2 separate regions of the Homo sapiens genome follow, and region 2 is linked to region 1. Evidence: chromatin contacts called from ENCODE Hi-C or POLR2A ChIA-PET data. All regions are on one chromosome and are shown on one strand. The core of a region is the stretch at or near the end of the contact, and the rest is flanking DNA. Distances in the headings are between cores, read along the strand shown. Region 1 overlaps TNFRSF14-AS1 (TNFRSF14 antisense RNA 1). Region 2 overlaps PRKCZ (protein kinase C zeta).

The links. Hi-C counts contacts between places; a loop is a spot of excess contacts on that map. ChIA-PET counts read pairs that join two places held with the same protein, here RNA polymerase II (POLR2A). Pooled maps may share reads with other maps.
Region 2: a loop to region 1 is called in a map of ovary, with 1.9 times the contacts of the local background. The contact joins two enhancer-like sites. A Hi-C loop is called at or near these places in 5 of 168 maps with a recorded cell type or tissue (B cell, heart left ventricle, ovary and 1 more) and 13 of 50 pooled maps. POLR2A ChIA-PET finds 5 or more read pairs at or near these places in 3 of 52 experiments (A673, activated B cell and activated naive CD4-positive, alpha-beta T cell).

The regions. Positions count from the first base shown.
Region 1 is chr1:2,546,392-2,552,392 of GRCh38, forward strand. It overlaps TNFRSF14-AS1 (TNFRSF14 antisense RNA 1), which reads right to left. Exons shown (of 7, transcript NR_037844.2): 5 at 4,601-6,001; 6 at 4,182-4,340; 7 at 3,529-3,883. Among named protein-coding and RNA genes, the nearest start is that of TNFRSF14, 7.0 kb to the right of the region's middle. RefSeq lists enhancers at 1,807-2,676, 3,893-5,092. Within about 2 kb of position 2,085, at least 38 of the 41 ENCODE cell types and tissues checked have a DNase peak (open chromatin) inside an H3K27ac peak, as active enhancers do.
Region 2 is chr1:2,171,444-2,176,894 of GRCh38, forward strand. PRKCZ (protein kinase C zeta) reads left to right here. Exons shown (of 18, transcript NM_002744.6): 12 at 612-747; 13 at 858-945; 14 at 2,454-2,573; 15 at 3,311-3,390; 16 at 3,781-3,870. Among named protein-coding and RNA genes, the nearest start is that of PRKCZ-AS1, 9.7 kb to the right of the region's middle. RefSeq lists a silencer at 2,403-2,569 and an enhancer at 4,123-4,731. Within about 2 kb of position 2,993, at least 7 of the 41 ENCODE cell types and tissues checked have a DNase peak (open chromatin) inside an H3K27ac peak, as active enhancers do.

The DNA of each region.
Region 1 (6,001 bases), core at 835-3,334:
GCGCCGCCGCCGCCTCCCGGCCGCCCTCCGCCCCGCGCGCTCGTTGAGGCCGGTGCTCCAGAGTGAAGAGCGTGGCGGTGCGGCGGTAGCGCAGGGCCCTCCTGCGGGGCCAGGCAGGGGCGGGTGGGCGCTCCTTGCCACCTTTCTGCTCTCCCTGCTGTCCGAGAAGTTCGTGCGGTGCCAGCCCAGCTCCCAGCTGGGGACAGAACAGGAAACGTCCCCGGCGAGCCTGGCGGGGGTGGCGGCAGGGGTGTCTGTCGCCTGCGCTGGGCAGGACGCGCGTCCTACCGGCCTCCCACTCCGCGGGCCTCACCAGCCACCTCATTCCCGGAGCCCGGGCCGCCGAGAGCGCCGCGGATGGACCTCAGGGAAGGCCTGGCGCGCCGCCTCCGGGAAGCCTTCCGGCCTTCTCCCTCCACCGAGTACTGGGGAGTCTCAGGCCACGGTGAATGAAGAGCAACGGGCCGGAGAGACCTCGGCCTCTGCCCAGGAGCAGCGCCCAGCAACCCCGCCCACAGGGGACCCGGTGGACGCCCTGGTGGCCACTTTGCCAGGCTCCCCATCTCCCAGCGAACCAGAGAGGATTTCCGTTCCCCTCCTGCTTGGTGCCTAGCGCCAGGGCGGGGCGTGGGCTGAGCAGCCCCTCCCATGGAGGGAGCGGCCAGTCTACATATTGGAGGTGGGGCTCTGGGGAAAGGGTGTTGTTAGGAAGGCGGTTTGAGGCAGCGGGAGGTGGGGATGCGCCCGGCGGGGAGGGGCAGGTGTGTGGGGAGGGCCTGGGGAGCGCCTCCCCAGCCGGGCAGCGCTTCCCCAGCCAGGCCCCGCAGCTGGACCCCGGCTCCGTCCAGCCTGGGAAAGGACTCCACGGTTTATGCTGAAGTGGTGGTGGGGTGGGTGAACGCTGCGCAATGGAAGGGCATGGCCCTGTGCTAATTGCCCCGGGGTGTGGGGCTGTGGAGGCACTGCGGGGGGGATGTGCTGTGTCAGTTGGGCAATGGCGGCCAACTGTGGCGTGCAGGCCTTGGAGCTGCCCCTCCATGGAGCTTTAATAAAGGCACTAGCCCTGCAATTTCTGCCTGAGTTTCTGGCCCACAGCTTGGCCGACTGCAGCCCCTGAGATTGGAGGCTTCTGCTCAAGACGTGGGCAGGGAGCTCGGGGCTCCCTGGGCTGGGGCCCTGCCCCGCTGGCCTCTACCCTGGCCCCTGCTGGAAAGCCCGTCAGGGCTGCTCTGAGCTGGGGACAGCTCCTCCCTGCCCACAGCAATCTGGGGGAGCCCCGGTTTGTCCAGTGCCCCTGTGAGCCCTGCTGTGTACCAGCCACCTGTGGGAGTGTCCGCCAGTCACCTCCCAATAGCTCGGGAGGCAGAGCGACATGACTCCATTTTAGAGATGAGCAAACGGGGCTCCTGCACTCTGGGACCATGACAGAGACACAGGAAGTGAGAGTGGGCTGAGGCCCTGCAGCAGTGGGGGCCGGCCTTGGACCGTGATCCAACCCGACCATGGCTGCCCAACCCCCACGGGCTCACCTGGCCCCTCATCGAACCATGTATTACCCGAATAATTTATTCTAGTGTCTGGGCCCAGCCCCGTGTCCCTCACTGACAACCAGACCATGGAGGGCAGCCCTTGTGTTTTCCCAGGGGGAGGGGAGGGAGGAGGGGGTGGATTCTTAAAGGGCTGCAGTGAGTGTGGCCCCAAATGCACACCCAGGGTTAGGCACGCAGGTGATGGCACAGGGAGCCCAGGTTCTAGGAAGTGGCACCTGCGGCCGGGGAGGCAGGGCCTGGATTTTGCTGCCCCCTGGTGGCTAGCGGCCTGTCCAGGCAAAAGGCTTGGACCTGCAGCCCCTGTGGCTCAGAGGAAGAGACAGAGGAAGAGACAGACAGAGGTCTGAGGTCTCCCATCAGAAGTCTCAGCTCCCAAGGCAAATTCAGAGGTGGAGGGTCCCTTGGCCCTGTCCCAGCTCTGGCAGGGCGGCCCCCCACGTCCTGGCCTGCTGCCAGGGGTCGCGCCCACAGCCCTGCACCGAGCAGGGAAGGCCCAGGCCTGGGTGGGTCTTTCCGCAGGATCCTGGGATGTTGCTTAGGGGAAGCCGAGACCAGACGGGCAGTCACCTGTCTGGGAAAGCACCAGGCCCTGGCCGGGTGCGATGGATCACGCCTGTCATCCCAGCAGTGTGGGAGGCCGAGGCGGGAAGATCACGAGGTCAGGAGATCGAGACCATCCTGGCTAACACGGTGAAACCCCATCTCTACTAAAAATACAAAAAATCAGCCTTGCATGGCGACGGGCGCCTGTAGTCCCAGCTACTCCGGAGGCTGAGGCAGGAGAATGGCGTGAACCCAGGAGGCGGAGCTTGCAGTGAGCCAAGATCGCGCTGTTGCACTCCGGCCTGGGTGACAGAGCCAGACTCAAAAAAAAAAAAACAAAACACAAAAAACAAAAAGGAAAGCACTAGGCCCTGCGGAAGTCCCCATGGTGACATTCACGTCCTGGCCACGTGGGCGGGTGTAGGGGAGGGACCGCAGGGAGGCGGAAGTCCTTGTTTTTTCCTGCAGTCGGCCCAGGCAGGACCTGAGCAGCCTGAAGCCATGAGTCGCTGCCACTGCTCTTTCTGTGCCTGGTGCAGCCCCAGCTCATGGGGTCTGGGCCGCCTCTGATCCCATGCCCCCCACTTCACACTTGGGGTTCTGGCTTCCCCGCTGTGAGCCTGTCTCTCCTCCGTGGGACAGGCCAGCCTGGGCAGCCATCCCTGTACCCACTGCCCAGCATATAGTGGGTGCCTCATAAATGTGGGCTGAACAGAGCCTGCCCCTGGGGCCCCACCCTCACTGCCAGGCATACAGCAGGTGCCTCATAAATGTGGGCTGAACAGATCCTGCCCATGGGCCCCCCGACTTCCAGACATAAAGTAGGTGCTACATAAATGCAGGCCAAACAGAATCTACCCTGGGGGCCTCCACTTCCCTTTGATGGGGGCAGAGACCCTCTGCCGGGCAGCGGCCACCCAGTGCCTGGGACAGGTGCCCCCTTCTCCCACCCTGGCCTATCTTGGGGCATCTGAGGGAGGACAGGGCTGTGCCCCCCACTTCATCCTCGAGGGTCTGGCTTCCCCACCTGTGAGCTTGTCTCTCCTCCGTGGGAGGAGCAGCACCGTCGTTTTCACTTTCCGTGATGACCACTGAGTGAGAGAAGATGACGGCAGCTCCTGCGTTTAAAAAGGAACCATCCGCGTAACTGCCGCAGGCAGGGCCCGTGCTCGGGCAGTGAGGCCTCGGCCCTGAGAAGGCCCGGACCCCACAGGCCTGGCCCTGGCTGAGAGGGAGTTGGAGTCCCCCGCCTGGGGCAGCCCCTCTGCACCTGGGGTGGTGGAGCAGGAGCTTGGCTGCAGGCGGGGCTTTCCTCCCAGCTCTGGGAGCCGCTTCGCTGCAAACGCTGTGACTGCAACCTCCGCCACCCAGGTTCAAGCGATTCTCCCGCCTCAGCCTCCCGAGTAGCTGGGATTACAAGGCACCTGACACCATGCCCAGTTAATTTTTGTATTCTTCCTAGAGACGGGGTTTCACCATGTTACTCAGGATGGTCTCAAACTCCTGATCTCAGATGATCCGCACGCCTCCACCTCCCAAAGTGCTGGGATTACAGGCGTGAGCCACCATGCTCGGCCTAGGTGACTTTTCATGGGGAGATAACACACAGGCATGGTGAGCAGCGTGGCAGAGGACCTGTGTGCAGGGCCCTGTCTCCCGCCGGGGAATCCTTCATCTGGGAAATCTCCGCTGCGGGACAGGGATGCTGTGTCGTCAGGACGCAGCGTCTCTCCAGGGCACCCGGGCCTCCTCTGAGCCTCTTTGCGCTCTTTGGCTGCGTGCTTTCTTTCCTGTGGCAAAAGGTACATGACGTTTTATTGACCATTTCAGCCATTGGCAAGTGTGCAAATCAGTGGCTTTAGTCCATTCGCAATGCAGCTGGACCCCACCCTTTCCTGATTCCCGCAGGCCAGGGCTGAGGGCGGGGAGGGGCCTGTGCAGCAGCCTGAGACCGGCTGTCCAATGGCAGAGCTTCCTTCTGGGAAAGCCATGGGTCCCCTGGGGCCCCATGCTGGAACCCCAGCAATGGTGGTTCACGTGTCTCTCCATCTCACTTCCCGTGCAAAAGCGACACAGGCGGGTACAAACCCAAACAGTGCAGACATGGAGGAGACAGAAGGTGAAAATGGTTTCTGAGCCCCTCCAGCCGCCCTCTGGGGACACCAGCCTGGCGTTCTTCAGACACAAGCACTCCCTGCAGCCAGGAAGAGGAGGAGGCAGCCGGGTCTTGGGCGCAGAGGGACCACCCTGTGAGGACATAGGGAGCAGGTACCATCTGCAGGCCCAGGAGGGAACCAACCCCACCTGCCCCTGCATCTTGGACTTCCAGCCCCCAGAACCATGACACCATTGTGTTTCCATTTCTTGAGCCCCCAAGTCTGTGGCCCTTTGCTTTGTTTTGACACCCCAGCAACATGAGCCCCTTCCCAACCCCTCCCCAGCCCTGGCCCCATCATCCTTGACCTCTCTCTCCCTGCAGGTTAGATCTGCCTGTCCCAGAATTTCACCTGAATCACAAAGCGTGGCGCCTCGGGGCCTGGCTCCCTTCACGTGGCCTGATGTCTGCATATTCATCCGCCGTGCAGTGTGTGTCCACGGTTCATTTTGTGTTGCCACGGAGCATCTCATTGTGTGGCCCTAGCCCAGTGTGTTAATCCGTTCACCTGCTGGTGGGTGTTGCAGTGGTTTCCAGCTCTTGGTTATCACCGAGAAAGTGACTGTGAACTTCCGCACACACGTTTTGCTGAGGACAACTCCTTCCATTTCACTTGGTTATTAGGAGTGGAGTTGCTGGGTCCTAGGGAAGGTGTGTGTTTCTCTCTAAAAGAATTTGCCAAACCGATGTCCAAAGCTGTACCATTTCAGGCTCCTGCCTGAAATCATGCTGTGATTGTCATTTCAGGGTCCACGTCTGACAAGTCCACCGTGGCTGCCCTTCTGGGCCTGTTGCTGCTGACTCACGTTCCCACGGCCACCTTTCCCTGCGTCTGGACGTAGTAGCAATTTCTCGTTGGATGTGGACATTGTGCTGTGACCGCTTTGATCACCTGGCATTTTTGTTGGGTTGTTTTTGGCCTTCCTTTAAAGGACGCTGCGCTGTGTTCTGCGTGGAGTTCAGCTCCTTGCTCTTCACTTTGGTCTTCGTGTGGCTGGTTCTGAAGCCTCTCAGAGCAGGTCCAGCCCAGCCTTTCCTGCAGGAAGAGTCCAGCCCCACTCCCAGGACGGGCCCTGCTGGGTGGCTGCCAACAGCCCAGGATCCTCCAGGACTCTCCCCCTGGCGGTTGGAACTCCTGTCTCCCACCTGTGAGTCCCAGGGGCCGGGGGTCCACAGCCCCCTAGGGTCCCATCCATGCTGAAGAGTCCACCTTCCACATCCATGGCGCCTGACTCCGGAGGCCTCAGAGGCCCTCAGGCAGCCTTCTGGAGCTTTCTGTCTGTGCAGTTCCCTCCCTTCTGGAGCTCTGCCTGCCAGGTCCCTCTGCGGATGTCTCCCTGAGCACTGACCTCCTTCTCCTCAGCCCGCCAGGACTGCTGGACCTGCCTGGATGCCCGCCCCTGCTCGGCCATCCTCAATGGGCCTCCACCCCAGGGCTGGGGTGACCCGGGCTGAAAACAGTTCATCCTGAGTTTCAGTCTCGAGCTTTCGTGGCAGGAGGGAAACTGCTGGCTGTGTTACTCCACGGCGGCTGGAACGGACGGGACCAGCTCCCTTCAGAGGGGCACTTCGGTTGGTTCTAGAATTCTCCTTTGCTATGAAGGCTGCCGGGCACATTCCACACCAGCCACCCTCCACCTCGCATGTGCGTTTATCGATGAAACGCCACAGTGGGACCTCCTGGATCAAATAGTGCAATGATGTAAACGCTTAGTATTGTCCTGGAACCTGCCTCCGAAAAGGCCGTGCGCTC
Region 2 (5,451 bases), core at 1,743-4,242, 370 kb before region 1:
CAGCCTCTGCCTCCCAGGTTCAAGTGATTCTCCTGCCTCAGCCCCCAGAGTAGCTGGGACTACAGGTGTGCGCCACCATACCCGGCTAATTTTTTTGTATTTTTAGTAGAGACGGAGTTTCGCCATGTTGCCCAGGCTGGTCTTGAATTCCTGACCTCAGGTGATCTGCCTGCCTCGACCTCCCGAAGTGCTGGGATTACAGGTGTGAGCCACCAAGCCTGGCACCGTGTTTAATTTTCGAGGACCTGCCGGACTGTCTTCCGCAGCAGCGGCGCTGTTCTGCACTCCTACCACAACGTGCCATGGCTCCGGTCTTTCCCGCATGGAAGCTGTCGTGTTATTTGCCCGCTCCTCCCCTTGTGGAGGCTGCCACATCGTTCTCTGTGTCTTTGACAGCAGGCCATCCTAAGGCGCATGGGGTGGTGTCCTGGAGCTTTCATTGGCATTTCCCTCCCTGGCCCTGTGCACTGCACTTTCAAATCCTGGGCCTGGTCATTGAGAGGATGCCGGGCCCGTGGTGGGGCAAACGGGAGTGTGTGGCCCCCAGGCTGGAGCTGTTGGCGCAGCCTCTGGCACAGGCACTGCCCCCATGACGGCATCCCCACCCCCAGGTTCTACGCGGCCGAGATCTGCATCGCCCTCAACTTCCTGCACGAGAGGGGGATCATCTACAGGGACCTGAAGCTGGACAACGTCCTCCTGGATGCGGACGGGCACATCAAGCTCACAGACTACGGCATGTGCAAGGTGCGTGCCTTGGACCGCCTCCCCTGACCATCCCGCATGTGCGTCTCGGGGCGCCTGTCCCGCGGGGTAGTGTCTACAAGAACCCTCTCCCAGTAACTTTGCCCCCACAGGAAGGCCTGGGCCCTGGTGACACAACGAGCACTTTCTGCGGAACCCCGAATTACATCGCCCCCGAAATCCTGCGGGGAGAGGAGTACGGTGAGTGCCGCTGCCCTGGCCCCTCTCGGAGCACACAGGGCCAGAGATGGCTTCGGGCCTGGCCCAGCAGCCAGGGAGAGGTGTCCTTGACCATCTTACACCCAAAAGCCACACACTGTCTTTCCCAGCCGGATGTCATCATCTGGCCTCAGCCCCTTATTTGAATTCTGGAAAACCTCCCATGTCCACTTGAGCAGCTCCTTGGGGAGGGCACTGCACAGGATTCCTCCTGCCAGGGAGCCCCGGGGCACAGGGAGGGGAAAGACACAGAAAGCGGGGGTGGGACAGGGTGCAGCACCTGAGTCCCCGTGCTGCACGAGTGGCTGGGGGAGAAGCTGTTGTCTGGGGAGCCCCAGGGGGTGCAGGAGCGTGTGGACAGGACCCCACAGGCCCTGCGGCTGAGGACGCCGTGCACACCAGAGTGTTTCTGCTCCTCTCCCCTCTCTGGGCGTGAAACGGGGACATGGGCACGCGTGTGCAGCCGTGTGTGCGTGTGTGAAACGGGGACGTGGGCACGCGTGTGCAGCCGTGTGTGCGTGTGTGAAACGGGGATGTGGGCACGCGTGTGCAGCCGTGTGTGCGTGTGTGAAACGGGGACGTGGGCACGCGTGTGCAGCCCTGTGTGCGTGTGTGCCGTTGGGCTGAGTGTTCGTGTGTCGGGCATCCATGTGTGTTGTGTGCACATGCATACTGTGTTTGTACACACTCCACCCACTTCTGCATCCTGGTGTTTTCAATGAGGCATGCATGGTGTGCCTTCAGACATTTTTACACATTTTTTTTGCCATCAGAATGGGTGTGGGGCAGGCAGGGCGGGCAGGTCACTCGCCGCTGGGATAACTGGGCTCCCCAGCGGCCACAATGGAAGTCTCAGTAGCCAGAGAAGGACAGACAGCAGATTGGAGGACTGGAATATAGTCTAGAACCCAGCTTGGGATGGGGATTCCGTGTGGGACAGCGGCAGCGTCTCACCTCAGCAGGGACCAGGGGGACTTCCGGGGACGCAGAGACAGCTGCTGTCCTTGGGCAAAACGGGTCAGGGTCTCCCACCCCTCATTCGCTGGAACACATTCCCAACAGGTTGACTACTTGAACCTTTTTAAAAAACAAAATGGCTGTAGAAGGAAACACAGGAGAGTATTTCCGTTACTGCAGCGAAAGGGCTTCTTCAAGCTTAGTTCTGTAGAAGCAGAAACGAGAGAGGAGGGTCGTCCGCAGGTTCCACCAGTGCCTCGTGCCGGTGTGGTCACAGGTGCCCTGGCAGGACCGACAGCCCAGAGGCAGCCTGGGAGACCTCCGTAGTGTCAGGGACGGTGGCAGGGAGGCCGAGCTGCCAGGTGGAGGTGCTGGTTCTGTTTGGGAAGTGGAAGTCACAGAGGCCTGTGTGCCGCCTGCTCAAGCCTGGCTCACACTCGTGTCAACTGGGCATGAAAACCAACGCCAGCCAGGTTCGTCCTGCTGCCGGCCCATGTGGCCCCACTCGGTGATGGCTGTGTGCTCTCCCCCAGGGTTCAGCGTGGACTGGTGGGCGCTGGGAGTCCTCATGTTTGAGATGATGGCCGGGCGCTCCCCGTTCGACATCATCACCGACAACCCGGACATGAACACAGAGGACTACCTTTTCCAAGGTGCGTGCCCCGCTGTGCGTTCGTACCCCTCACCTGCACGACTGTCTTCCTTCCTTTTCAAAGGTGCAGGTGGAGGGGTCCCGCGGGTGCCTGGAGCGGCAGTGCCATGCAAAGCGTACCGGGAACCATTCCTCCTGGCCAGACCCTGTGTCACATGCCACTCCCCGGGCCGTGGGGTGGGGTTACCACACCTGTGGGTCAGCAGGAAAGAGAACCTGTCCCCATTCAGCTCCAACTCCCTCCTGCCCTGGCCAGCAGCACATGCTGGAGCCCCAGCATGTCCTTGACCGAGGCTGTACCGAGCTGAAAGCACAGCCCCCACCCCCAAAACCCACAGCCACCATCATGGGCTCCTTCCCACCTGGAGGCCCCGGGACCTGCTCCTGGTCTGGAATTCAGTGCTGTGGGGATGTGGGATCTGGGAACGCGGCTGTCTCCGCGGTGCCCTCTGGTGGCCAGCCTGCAGAGGCACCCGTGTACCTGCGATCTTGGGGCTGAGGAAGGGGAGCTGCTGGTTCACGTCCGATCCTACGACACGTGCCAGCGCATGTAACCAGGAGGCCCAGGGAGGACCCGGCGGGACTCCGGGTTATAGATATTGCTGGGCTGTAGGAAGGGAGGGGCTCCGGGGCCCCAAGGCTGAGCTCCCAAAGCTCTTGCTCAGAGTCAGAGTCTGGGCGGCACTGGGCAAATGGCACACAACACAGGCAAGTCCTCACCAGGCTCCGCCCTTGCAGTGATCCTGGAGAAGCCCATCCGGATCCCCCGGTTCCTGTCCGTCAAAGCCTCCCATGTTTTAAAAGGATTTTTAAATAAGGTACGTTTCTGGCCATGCTGACAAAATCTCGTTTGTGGCCTCGGTGTTGGTGGGCAGAGGGCCAGGCACGGCTGTTGGCCATTTTTTCATGTCGGCTGCTGTGTATCGGGTGTGTGGGTTGATTTTCCGCTTCAGTATTTGAGCTCTGTGTTCTGTGAATCGTCCGTTTTTACTCACACCTAACAAAATGAGAATGTGTGCCCAAGGAAAATGGAACGGAGCTTAACGTACGGGGAAGGAACTTTCAATAAAGGAAACATCTGATTTCCACCACCTGGGTCAGAGCATCGGGGGAGGGCTTGTCAGCACTGGGAGTGGCCACCAAGGAGAGGGGGTCATGGGGCTTCCGGGATGGGGCTGACTTGTCCTTGTTTGAACTCTGACCTCCAGGACCCCAAAGAGAGGCTCGGCTGCCGGCCACAGACTGGATTTTCTGACATCAAGTCCCACGCGTTCTTCCGCAGCATAGACTGGGACTTGGTAAAGCATCACAAAGCCTATTTGCACCCCCATCCCCATCCCAACCCCAAATCTACCCAACCCCCATCCCAACCCCAACCCCAATATTCACCCAACCCCCACCCCACCCCATCCGAACCCCAATATCCATCCCAACCCCAAATTCATCCAACCCTCACCCCACCACCAACCCAACCCCCAGCCCAACTCCCACCCCAACCCCCAACTCAACCCCCACCCCAATATCCACCCAACCCCACTCCAACCCCTACACCCCCAACCCCTCCAACCCCTATAATCTGGTGGACAGAGCCGGGGCTGTGTGGGCCGGGTGGGCTGTGTGAGCTCGCGCACCGCCGGGCTGGTCTTTGACATGGCCCCACTTGCGTGGAGCCAAGGCTCCTGTCTCCCAGAAGGGTCAGCTGGGAATGGGGGACCACCCTCCAGGGCCCCGAGGAGGGATGGGGAGACACATTTCGTCCTCCGGAGCCAGGAGAGTGAGGGGCCGGACGAGCTCGGCCCATGGCGCTTCCTGGCAACCCTCGACTGTGCTGGCTTGGTGCCGCCAGGAGCTAGCGGCACATGCGTCCTGACCTGTGAGCACATTGGCTGTTGGTTCCACAGGGATCTGATAGTGGGGGCCGGCCTAGAGAAGGGCGTTTGCTTTGGTTTCATGGCCGGTTTTATCAGCAGTTACTGGACAGGACCAGCAGTCGCAGCGTTCACGGCTTGAGCTTTAGCGTCGGGTATTGAAGGAGAGTGAGTCTGTGGACAGGGTGCGACGTACACTGGCTCGATTTAGGAATCTGATTTCGGTGGTGTGTGAGCAGGGTGCATTCGGTAGAAACTACTTTGAGTTTTGACCGTTCCCCAGCTGGCCGTATGAGGTCAGTACTCTCCTGTGATGAGGGGCGGTGACTGCAGCCCCAGCGGGCCACGTGATCAGGAGGGGGCCGAATGTCCCGAGGGGCTCTGCGTGCAGGGGGTTTTGCCGGACTGTAGGCTGGCGTGTGTCTGTCAGGTTAAGGCAGGTAAGGCTGCGCCGCTTGGTCGTGGGTTCTGTGTGGAAGTGCAGTCTCCACCCAGGATGTTTCCAGCGCCGCTCGGTCGTGGGTTCTGTGTGGGAAGCGCAGTCTCCACCTAGGATGTTTCCAGCACATGGAGGGTTTATTGGGAGGTGACCTTGTCTGAAGCTGAGGAGCGTCTGTGGAATTTGTTTCCAGCTGTGTAAATGGTTGCAGAGCTACTGAAATAAAACCTTTAAAATACACTCTCAAGGAAAAAAGCAGATTGGATAGCTCGTTCAGTGCATTTTGGAGGAGGTTGAACTGAATCAGGAGAAAGCCCAGCTCTAGCTCTGTCCTCCACCCCACCCAACTTTTCCAGGCAGCCTCGGCCAGCGTGGGAGGTCACTCCCTGGCCCCTGTGGTCAGTGGGGGCCCTTGTCCACACAGCCCAACAAGTCACTTTCTAGTCGAAGGCCTTGCTTTGCCTGTGCATGTGTGGGACCGTGGGGGAAGGTGGGGAGTGAAGTGGTCAGAACGTGCCCACACCCCTTCCTACATACAGCCCTTCCAGAGCCCAGCTGGGCTGCTGCCAAAC